Linked DNA regions of Homo sapiens: regions 1 and 2 are each linked to region 3. A link is a contact called in ENCODE Hi-C or POLR2A ChIA-PET data. All regions are on one chromosome and are shown on one strand. Each heading gives the region's core, a stretch centred on a gene start or an enhancer-like site at or near the end of the contact. The rest is flanking DNA. Distances are from core to core; before and after follow the strand shown.

What was found. Hi-C counts contacts between places; a loop is a spot of excess contacts on that map. ChIA-PET counts read pairs that join two places held with the same protein, here RNA polymerase II (POLR2A). Pooled maps may share reads with other maps.
Region 1: a map of B cell shows a loop between it and region 3 (6-fold over the local background). The contact joins the enhancer-like site here to the promoter of RANBP2 in region 3. A Hi-C loop is called at or near these places in 20 of 168 maps with a recorded cell type or tissue (A673, B cell, CD14-positive monocyte and 14 more), 35 of 37 single-sample maps with no recorded cell type and 30 of 50 pooled maps. POLR2A ChIA-PET finds 5 or more read pairs at or near these places in 13 of 52 experiments (CD4-positive, alpha-beta T cell, CD4-positive, alpha-beta memory T cell, GM12878 and 8 more).
Region 2: a pooled map shows a loop between it and region 3 (6-fold over the local background). The contact joins the enhancer-like site here to the promoter of RANBP2 in region 3. A Hi-C loop is called at or near these places in 3 of 168 maps with a recorded cell type or tissue (CD8-positive, alpha-beta T cell, OCI-LY7 and naive thymus-derived CD4-positive, alpha-beta T cell), 4 of 37 single-sample maps with no recorded cell type and 16 of 50 pooled maps. POLR2A ChIA-PET finds 5 or more read pairs at or near these places in 9 of 52 experiments (AG04450, CD4-positive, alpha-beta T cell, CD4-positive, alpha-beta memory T cell and 6 more).

The regions. Positions count from the first base shown.
Region 1 is chr2:108,610,995-108,614,018 of GRCh38, reverse strand. The region is part of intron 1 of LIMS1 (LIM zinc finger domain containing 1); the gene reads right to left. Among named protein-coding and RNA genes, the nearest start is that of LIMS1-AS1, 66 kb to the left of the region's middle. RefSeq lists an enhancer at 1,578-1,637. Within about 2 kb of position 1,683, at least 14 of the 41 ENCODE cell types and tissues checked have a DNase peak (open chromatin) inside an H3K27ac peak, as active enhancers do; they include B cell, CD4-positive, alpha-beta T cell, CD8-positive, alpha-beta T cell and 3 more, where a contact is called at or near this core.
Region 2 is chr2:108,635,124-108,638,320 of GRCh38, reverse strand. All of the region lies in intron 1 of LIMS1 (LIM zinc finger domain containing 1), which reads right to left. Among named protein-coding and RNA genes, the nearest start is that of LIMS1-AS1, 42 kb to the left of the region's middle. RefSeq lists an enhancer at 1,466-2,040. Within about 2 kb of position 1,805, at least 25 of the 41 ENCODE cell types and tissues checked have a DNase peak (open chromatin) inside an H3K27ac peak, as active enhancers do.
Region 3 is chr2:108,717,995-108,720,932 of GRCh38, reverse strand. RANBP2 (RAN binding protein 2) reads right to left here and starts at 1,451. Exons shown (of 29, transcript NM_006267.5): 1 at 1,255-1,451. The coding sequence starts at 1,326. RefSeq lists enhancers at 1,225-1,284, 1,365-1,554, 648-1,577, 1,578-2,508.

The DNA.
Region 1 (3,024 bases), core at 434-2,933, 110 kb after region 3:
CAGAGACTCAGTGGCCTCGTGGAGCCTGCAGTCGAGTAGGGGACACTGGTATCAACCATATAATCACAATTTAAAACATGTCAAGTAGTAGAAAGTAGGGTGCAGAGTGGATGCTGACAGCAGGGAGGGGAGCAGGACAGCAGGGGCAAGCTTCCTGAGACAGAAACACTGGATCTGATCCAAGAAACCAGGCTCAAAAGCAAGAGGGCCTGACCCTGTGGCTGAGGGGAGGGCTAGGAGGTGAAATGAGACAAGAGACATGGGTGGTGGCATGTTTCGAAGGACCTGGTGTTCTTCACCCTGAGAGCCAAGGGCCGCCCGTGTCTTAAGCAGGGTACTGACAAGATCCCACCTGTTTGCTGAGGACCCCTCTCTCTGAGGCAGCAAAGGCCCCAGGGTAAGGACCAGCACAGCTGTGCAGAGCCACATGGCAGTCCATGGAACAGACAGCAGCTTGAGCTAGCCAGGGTGGTGACAGAGAGAACAGCAAGGAGAGTGGACACAGAGATGTGTAGGGAGGGAGGGCAGAAGGGCAGACTGGACACAGAGGGCCAGGGAGGGAGGCAGGAAGCACCCACACTGCTAACGTTTCTCCCCACATTCTTTTGTGGACATAGCAACAAACAGACCTGGTGAACTACAGCATGAGCCAGATGTACTTCATGTTGCCTTAATCTTGTCCACAGAAACGTAAGCGTTTTAAACCTACTTTGACTCTAATAATAAAGACTTTTACGAGTTTACAAAAGAAAAAAGCTAGGACATAAAAATGTTTGCTTGTATTGTAAAGCTCAGTCTCTCAACTATTTATGTAATATAATTATTACTAACAACTGACGTTGGAGTACCTACCCAGCACATTATGTGTTATTAACCTCCATCTCAACCCTATGAGGCATGTATTGTGATTATACCCATTTACAGATGGGGAAACTGAGTCTTAAAGCAGTTAAACGACTTGACCAAACAATACAACCAATAAGAGTGTGTGGATCCAACCCAAGTTGATTTGACTCAAAGATTCCTGTTTCAGTCATTAAACTGCACTGTCCCAGGGCCTAAAACATTCTCCCCCACAGACCATCACAAGGTCAAGTCTGAACTAGCACTGCCTCTCAACACTGACAACCTAACCCCGGAAGCTTCTGGGAAACTGGGTGCATGACAGGCGCAGGAGCCGCAGCGCAAGCCCCGGAGTGTAAACACTGACTAGAAACCACCCAGACACCTCAGCCAGCCCACACCTTCTCTCTCTCCAAATGACCCAGACCTAGTCCACGTGAATATTGTGAATGGTCGGTTTGAGGGTTCTGAAAGGAGCCTCGTGAGGTGCTCAGGTGCAGTCCCCACTCATATGAGTATTCCTCTTCAGCTGGTTTTCTCCTGCAGGTTTGGAGGCAAAAGCTAGTGAAAGAAGTGACCTTCTATGTAACTGAATTCCTAGATTCCTTAGGAGTCTTTGGGTCCAAATTACCCAAAAGACTTTATTTCCTTTTAGAGTACATGGAATTATTCAATGTTTCCAACAGTTCTGGAAAAAAAAAAAAGGCAGATTCTAACAGGTTTTCTTCATCATAGCAACTACGCTGAAACCAAGGGTACTGTTGAACAGCAACACGCACTGGAAGCAATACAAACAGCAAACTTCAGGAGAGCGTGGGTGTATGAAGAGGCACTGATGATGTGTGACCACACCGATTTCGGTTCCTCTGAGAACACTTCATACCACAAACACACTTTAGAGCTCAAGCTGGTCAAGCAGCCACTTGCTCCTACTGCTTCATGCAAAGGAAGTCTGGTGAAGAAGGTGATTCTAATTCTAAAACACAAATCAAACCAGTCACTCTGTGAGACTAATAAAAGAAAGGCCTGAAGTTTTAATCCTCCAATCCTGATCTCAAGAACCCCTGCCAAGAGAAAAAACTCACTCTTAGGGCATATATATATGTATATATATATATATATGTGTGTGTGTGTGTGTGTGTGTGTATATGTGTGTGTATATATATATGTGTGTATATATAATATATGTATATATATTTTATATATGTGTATATATAATATATGTATATATATTTTATATATGTATATATATATTTTATATGTGTGTATATTTTATATATGTGTGTATATATTTTATATATATGTGTATATATATGTGTGTATATATATATATATATATTTTAGATCATGGTTCACAGCAACTTCTGCCTCCCTGGCTCAAGCAATCCTCCCACCTCAGCCTCCTAGTAGCTGAGACTACAGGCTCATGCCACCACGCCCAGCTAATTTCTGTATTTTTGTAGAGACAGGGTTTTGCCACATTGCCCAGGCTGGTCTCGAACTCCTGAGCTCAAGCGATCCCCACGCCCCGGCCTCCCACAGAGCTGGGATTACAGGCGTGAGCTACTGCACCCAGCCTAGAGCCAATATTTTTGATTGATCAAAACACTCTAGGGAACTATGTTCTACTGAACAAAAATTCCCAAAATAGAAGTGAAATACCTCAAAATGTAATGAGACCACTATATAGAACCAAAGCAAGTGCACTATTTCTAAGGAAAGTGAAAAAAAACATTGATAGGTTATTTTTTAAATCAGAGCCTTGGGGAAGAAATAAAGGCTCTGATTATTCCTTCCCCGGGGCTCAATATAATTTAGGAAATAGCACCTTGGTCAAGAGCTAGATGTATTGAGTGCTTCTTATGCGCCCAGAACTGTGATAAGCACTTTGCATACACTTACCAAATTTAGTTTTTACAATAATCTAATGAAACAGTACTATTATTATTCCCATTTCAAAGGTGATGAGACAAGACATAGAAAGTGTAACTTACTATACAGTTATTACGTAATTGAGTGAAAAACTGAAACCTGGCCTCAGCCTGGTTTTAAACCATAACGGTGTACTGCCTGCTAGTCAGAAAATGGTTATTTTTCTCAGCAGTAGATGAGAACTTATAATCAGAAATCATTTAAAAATTCAACCACGGCTAAACACAATGTGGTATCCTCGACTGATTG
Region 2 (3,197 bases), core at 556-3,055, 83 kb after region 3:
CCAGACACCCAGACAGCTCAGTCTAGCTCGTTGCCTTTGGCGTAACTTTCCTCAAGAAAGACAGCTCGATCAATCAGAATCACTATAGTTTGAAATCTATAAGCCACCTCACAATTTTTTTTTCTCCCATGGTCCCTCAAATAAGCAGTGTTTAGTCAATTTAAAAACATTCTTGGGCTGGGCATGGTGCCTCATGCCTGTAATCCCAGCACTTTGGGAGGCTGAGGCAGGAGGATCACTTGAGCTCAGGAGCTGGAGACCAGCCTGGGCAACGTGGTGACACACCATCTCTATAGAAAAATTAGCCGGGCACGGTGGCATGCACCTGTAGGCGCTACTAAGGAGGCTGAGGTAGGAGGATCGCTTGAGCCTGTGAGCTATGACTGAGCTGTGATCATGCCACTGCATTCCGGCCTGGGAGACACAGCGAGATACTGTCTCAAAAAAAAAAAAAAAATCTTAAAATTTTCTCTCATAGGTTAGGTGATTTTTCTCTGACCATTTAGAAACTTTAACTAGAAAATGTCTCTGTACTAGTTCCTTTATATTTCAAATCACTTATCTTTTCATTCTTTTATTTTTATTCGTATTGTGATCCATTAACATACATTCTCACACCTAAACAGCTTTTTAAAAAGATAACATTGTGTTCTGGTCAAAACAGACAAATTAGAGGAAGCTGTGTTTCCAATACAGAATGGCAGTATTTTTAGCTAGGAATGCTGACTTAGGAGAACGCCCAGATCACCAGTGACAGCCTCCAGTGTGTCAGGAGCTCTTGACACGGCTGTAGTGGCTGTAGCACCAGAGTATCTGGCTCTAAATAACACCCTTATTTTAGTTCTGACTCAGTCAAGGCTATCTCCCTGGACATTAACCTTCAGCTACACTGGGAGGGAAGTCCGTGGGAGTTTTTATTTTGTGACTAAGCTTAACACGGGGTTTACTTCCCTCAATGATAAGGTAAAAGAAAACCATGAGAATTTCAGAATAGAACAGAATAAAAAACATTTCACTTGAGTCAAGTGAAAACAATGAACCTTTTCAAATTCAAATGTACATATCTTTCACTGCCCGTTATTTTCTTTTTGACACAGAACATGTTTTGTGTAGATTTTACTGCATTAAACAGCATTTGAAAATACTGACCAGGATGAAGCAGAGGAACTAAAATACACACACACACACACACACACACACACACACACACACACACACACATATATGTATATTTTGCTGAATTTAAAAAGGTTTCTTTTCTTTCATTAACTTTAAATTTTGTGAAATGTACACAGAAAGGCAAGGGATTATTTCAGCTACCATAACTTAGATTTTGCCATAAGTACAATGAAAAAAGATGTGGAAATAGTATAAGGTCAGGAGGTCAACCACTGTAAGCTGGTGCTCATGTAACACTGCCCAGCTACAACCAGGCTAGCAGCATCTCCCAGGGGCCTCAGTCACTCCTCTTGTTCTGCAGGCTCCTGTGCTCAACCTTCCTCTCTCCCCACACAGAGCTCTCCATTCTCTGTCACGGAATGAAGCTATGGTTTTTGAAAGCAGTTCACAGGGCTAAGTAGGAAGCTCTTTATTCCATTCCTTACCTCTTCTCAAAAAGTGGTATTCTATACATCTAGCAATAATATATAAAAATATGGCAATTACCCACTTAGACAGACCCCCTTGTGTCCTGTAGGAGGCATCACTGGGATATTGCTAGGTGCTGGTGATGCAGTTACTGCTACCTCTGTGAATCTTTGTCCTCTATGAGCAGCACTGAGACCTTGTCAGTAGAGGGTGCTGGAGAGACACTGCAGGAGGAAGAGGTTTGCTTCCCAGTCCTGCCTGCTCCCTGGGCAAAGCTCCTGCAGCACTCTGGCTTCTTCGGTGTCTAGCTCCTGCAGGGCATGGTGGCTAGCACCAGCTTCAGTGGCACTGGCCCCTCAAAAGTTTTACAGCAGAGTGCCTTGGACCCTGATGGTGCATGCAGCCAGCAGCACCCATCCCTTGGCAGTCAGCTATGTAGGGGGTACCTTGGGTGAGGGAACTCACTGGGAACAGCCTTCTCTGGTATTGGAAAGGAGGATTTCCAGCAATCTGTGCCAGCGACTTTTCTGCATGCAGCATGCCCTGGTAGTGTGACCCCGGGCACGGAGTAGGGCTCCTCCCTTGGCACTCTAACTCAGCTCTAGGGTCCGTGGCTGCTCCTTACAGCGGCTATTCCTATACTCTTTTGCTTTCTCTCCTCTTACTAGCCAATTCCTTATTACTCCAAAACCTTGTTAGAGTTAGTAATTCTATCTTTATATTAAACCTTTCCTGTTCAAATTAGCGTGTGGGTTTTCTCTCCTGGTTGGACCCAGGCCGACAGAGGCAGCCTATGTGAGGACTCTGCAGCTGATGGTACTTAGACCTTTTGGGCTCTTTCTCCAAGATGTCACTTAGGAATTTAAACAATTGTATTTACATTCAAAACTAGGAACAGACGATTTAAACAACTGTATTTACATTCAAAACTAGGAACAGACGGGGGGGAGGAGTGTGTTATCACGTAAAGGTACAGAATAATAAACCTGTCAGTTAAACGGGAGTCCAAGTCTGTCTACCTCATTCTTTTTTTTGAGATGGAGTCTTGCTCTGTCACCCAGGCTGGAGTGTAGTGGTGCGGTCTCAGTTCACCGAAACCTCCCCCTCCTGGGTTCAAGCAATTCTCTGCCTCAGCCTCCCAAGTAGCTGGGATTACAGGCACCCACCACCACGCCTGACTAATTTTTGTATTTTTAGTAGAGACGGGGTTTCACCATCTTGACCAGGCTGGTCTTGAATTCCACCCGCCTTGGCCTCCTGAAGTGCTGGGATTACAACCATTCTTTTTTTTTTTTTTTTTTTTTAGAGATGAAGTCTTGCTCTTTCCCCCCAGGCTGGAGTGTGATGGTGCAATCTCAGCTCACTGCCACTTCTGCCTTCCGAGTTCAAGCGATTCTCCTGCTTTGGCCCCCTGAGTAGCTGGGATTACAGGCACCTGCCACCACACCCAGCTAATTTTTGTATTTTTAGAGATGGGGTTTCACCATGTTGGCTAGGCTGGTCTCGAACTCCTGACCTCAGGTGATCCACCCGCCTGGGCCTCCCAAAGTGCTGGGGTTACAGGCGTGAGTCACCGCGCCCAGCCACAGCCATTCTTTATTTATGTAAAC
Region 3 (2,938 bases), core at 202-2,701:
GGACTACAGGCATGCGCCACCACGCCCGGCTAACTTTTTTTGTATTTTTAGTAGAGACGAGGTATCAACATGTTAGCCAGGCTGGTCACGAACTCCTGACCTCAGGCAATCCGCCCTCCTCGGCCTCCCAAAGTGGTGGGATTACAGGCGTGAGCCACTGCGCCCCGCCAATATCCTTTTAACATCAACAATAAAAAGTGACTTGTAGCTAACATTTAGTGCTATGTGTCAAGCAATACCCTAAATGTTTAAAATGGATCATCCTATCAAATTCTATTAATGTTACAACTCCATCTATGGATGAAAAGTGTAACTGGCCCCAAATACCCAGCTTATAAACGACAGTGCTGTGATTATTCAAGCCAAAGCAAACTGACTCAAGATTCTGCGCACATCCACCTTTAATAGCTTCTTCCGTCACTCTTTAGATCCAATTACTAAAGTCTTATTGAATCCAAAATAGATCACATTATTTACATGTAAAGAGGAAAAATACCCTTAAAACATTTGTGGAAAAGGTTAAAAATTGCAAGCCATACTAACGATTTGTAAGAACTTTAGAATTTTTTTTTTTTAAGCAAAGGCAGCTACCAAAGTGTTCCGGGCGGGGAGGGGGGCGAGGGAGGTGAGTATGAGGAGCGGAGTGGAGCTGGACCCTTACAAAGGGACAGCGACAAACACCTCATACTCAAAACAAGGGGACTTTCAGTGTCATTTGCGCCGTCGGGCCATTGCAAATGTCCGCGCTGAGATGCCTACCTTGTCACTCGACGCAGCCGCCAAAGCTCACCCGGAGCTGCGTCAGTCCCCACTGGGTTCCTCCAGGCCAAGGAGGTACGACCTCCGCCGCAGCATATAAAGTATATGTCCAGGAGATGGGAAGAAACCCGCCGATACAGCACCCGGGTGCCCAAGCCCCCGAGAACTAGGCCGCGCGGGTACTACGGGGTGCGCGATCGGCCAGAAAGCCCGGGCCAGGGCGGCCCCAGGAGCGAGCACCGTCGGGAACAAGCGTCGGGAACAAGCCGGGAGAAAGAGGAAGCGCCGGCGCCAAAGGTCTCCCGCCCACCGCTGTCCCCCCAGGACTCTTCATGCGCTTGCAAGCGCCACGCCGCCCACAGGACTGCGCCAGCCGGCCGGCGCCTCAACAGAGCGCGCCAGGGAGCAGCGCCCGTCGGGAGCCATGACGCCTGAGCAGCGCGAGGCCGCCGCCCGGCCAGGTCGAGGCCGTCGGTCTCTTCGAGACCCACTCACCTGTCGAGGCGACGGGGTGGAGCCCTGCACCGAGGCGATGTACCGCTCCACGTCAGCCTTGCTGCGCCTCATCGCGCCGCCAACCTGGCTCCCGAGGCGCGTGAGACCAGCGCTCAGGCCCGCAGCAGTCGCCACTTCCAAGAGGAAAGCGCCTGCAAACCAGTGACGCAGCGCCGTAGCCGGCGGAGGACCACTGTGACGAACTTGCGGCGCAGCCGGCGGAGGACCACTGTGACGAACTTGCGTACTGCGTCAGCAGTGTGCGCCACGTTGGCGACGTCGGCGCTCGAGCTGCACTCGGCCAGGCTCTTGGCAGCGCCGCGTGCTCTGAGGGTGTCTTGGCAAGCCGGGATCAGATTTCGGCCGCCAGTGTCCACAGCCTAGGGCGTAGATTTCCAGCAGATAACAATTTGCGTGATGGGCTCTTAAGCGTTTTGGTCACTTGTTCTAAATTATAAGTGCGCAATGCATTGGAAGAAAAAAAGCACTCAGGCCAATTTGGTGAACGTGTAAATTGGAACAAAGTTTCTGGAGATGACTGGTTAAATACGTTGCATCGGACATGTGTGAATACTAAAGCATACATTTTTAAATTCATATCTTATTAAATGAGGGCCAGGCGTGGTGGCTCACGCCTGTAATCCCAGCACTTTGAGAGGCCACGGCGGGCGGATCATGAGGTCAGGAAATCGAGACCATCCTGGCTAGCACAGGGAAACCCCATCTCTACCAAAAATACAAAAAATTAGCCGGCCGTGGTGTCGGACGCCTGTAGTCCCAGCTACTCCGGAGGCTAAGGCAGGAGAATCGCTTGAACCCGGGAGGCGGAGGTTGCAGTGAGCCGAGATTGCGCCGTCTGGGCGACAGAGGGAGACTCCGTCTGAATTTAAAAAAAAAAAAAAAGGGAGATTTAGAACTGCATAATGAAAAAGACCACAAATATTAAGTTTTGGACAATTACAATTTTTTAAACAGTCATCTCGGCGGGGGATTGGTTCCAGAACCACCGTCTTATGCCAAAATCCACGCATTCCGCCGGGCGCTGTGGTTCACGCCTGTAATCCCAGCACTTTGGGAGGCCGAGGCGGGCGGATCACCTGAGGTCAGGAGTTCGAAACCAGCCTGGCCAACATGGCGAAAGCCCATCTCTACTAAAAATACAAAAAATTACCTGGGCGTGGAGGTGGGCCCCTATAATCCCAGCTACTCGGGAGGCTGAGGCACGAGAATCGCTTGAAACTGAGAGGCGAGGGTTACAGTGAGCTGAGATCGCGCCACTGCACTCAAGCCTGGGCGAGAGTAAGACTTCCTAAAAAAAAAAAGAAGAAGAAGAAGTCCGCGCATTCTCAAATCCCGCAGTCAGTCCTGCGGGTGGAACACTTAGAGGAAAAGTCAGACCTCTCTATATGCAGGCCCCTCCAATACTGTATTTTCTGTCGGCTTATAAGCGGGCCCAGGCAGTTCAAACCCATGTTATTCAAGGGTCAACTGTGTATATAGGAATAGCCATTCGCCTGGCACAGTGGCTTAAGCTGGTAGCCCCAGCACTTTGGGAGGTCGAGGCGGGAGGATCCCTCGAGTCCAGGAGTTCCAGGTTACAATGAACTGTGATAGCGCCACTGCATTCCATCCTGGGCACCAGAGTGAGACCCTTGTCTCAAAAAAAAAAAAAAAAAGGAAAAGG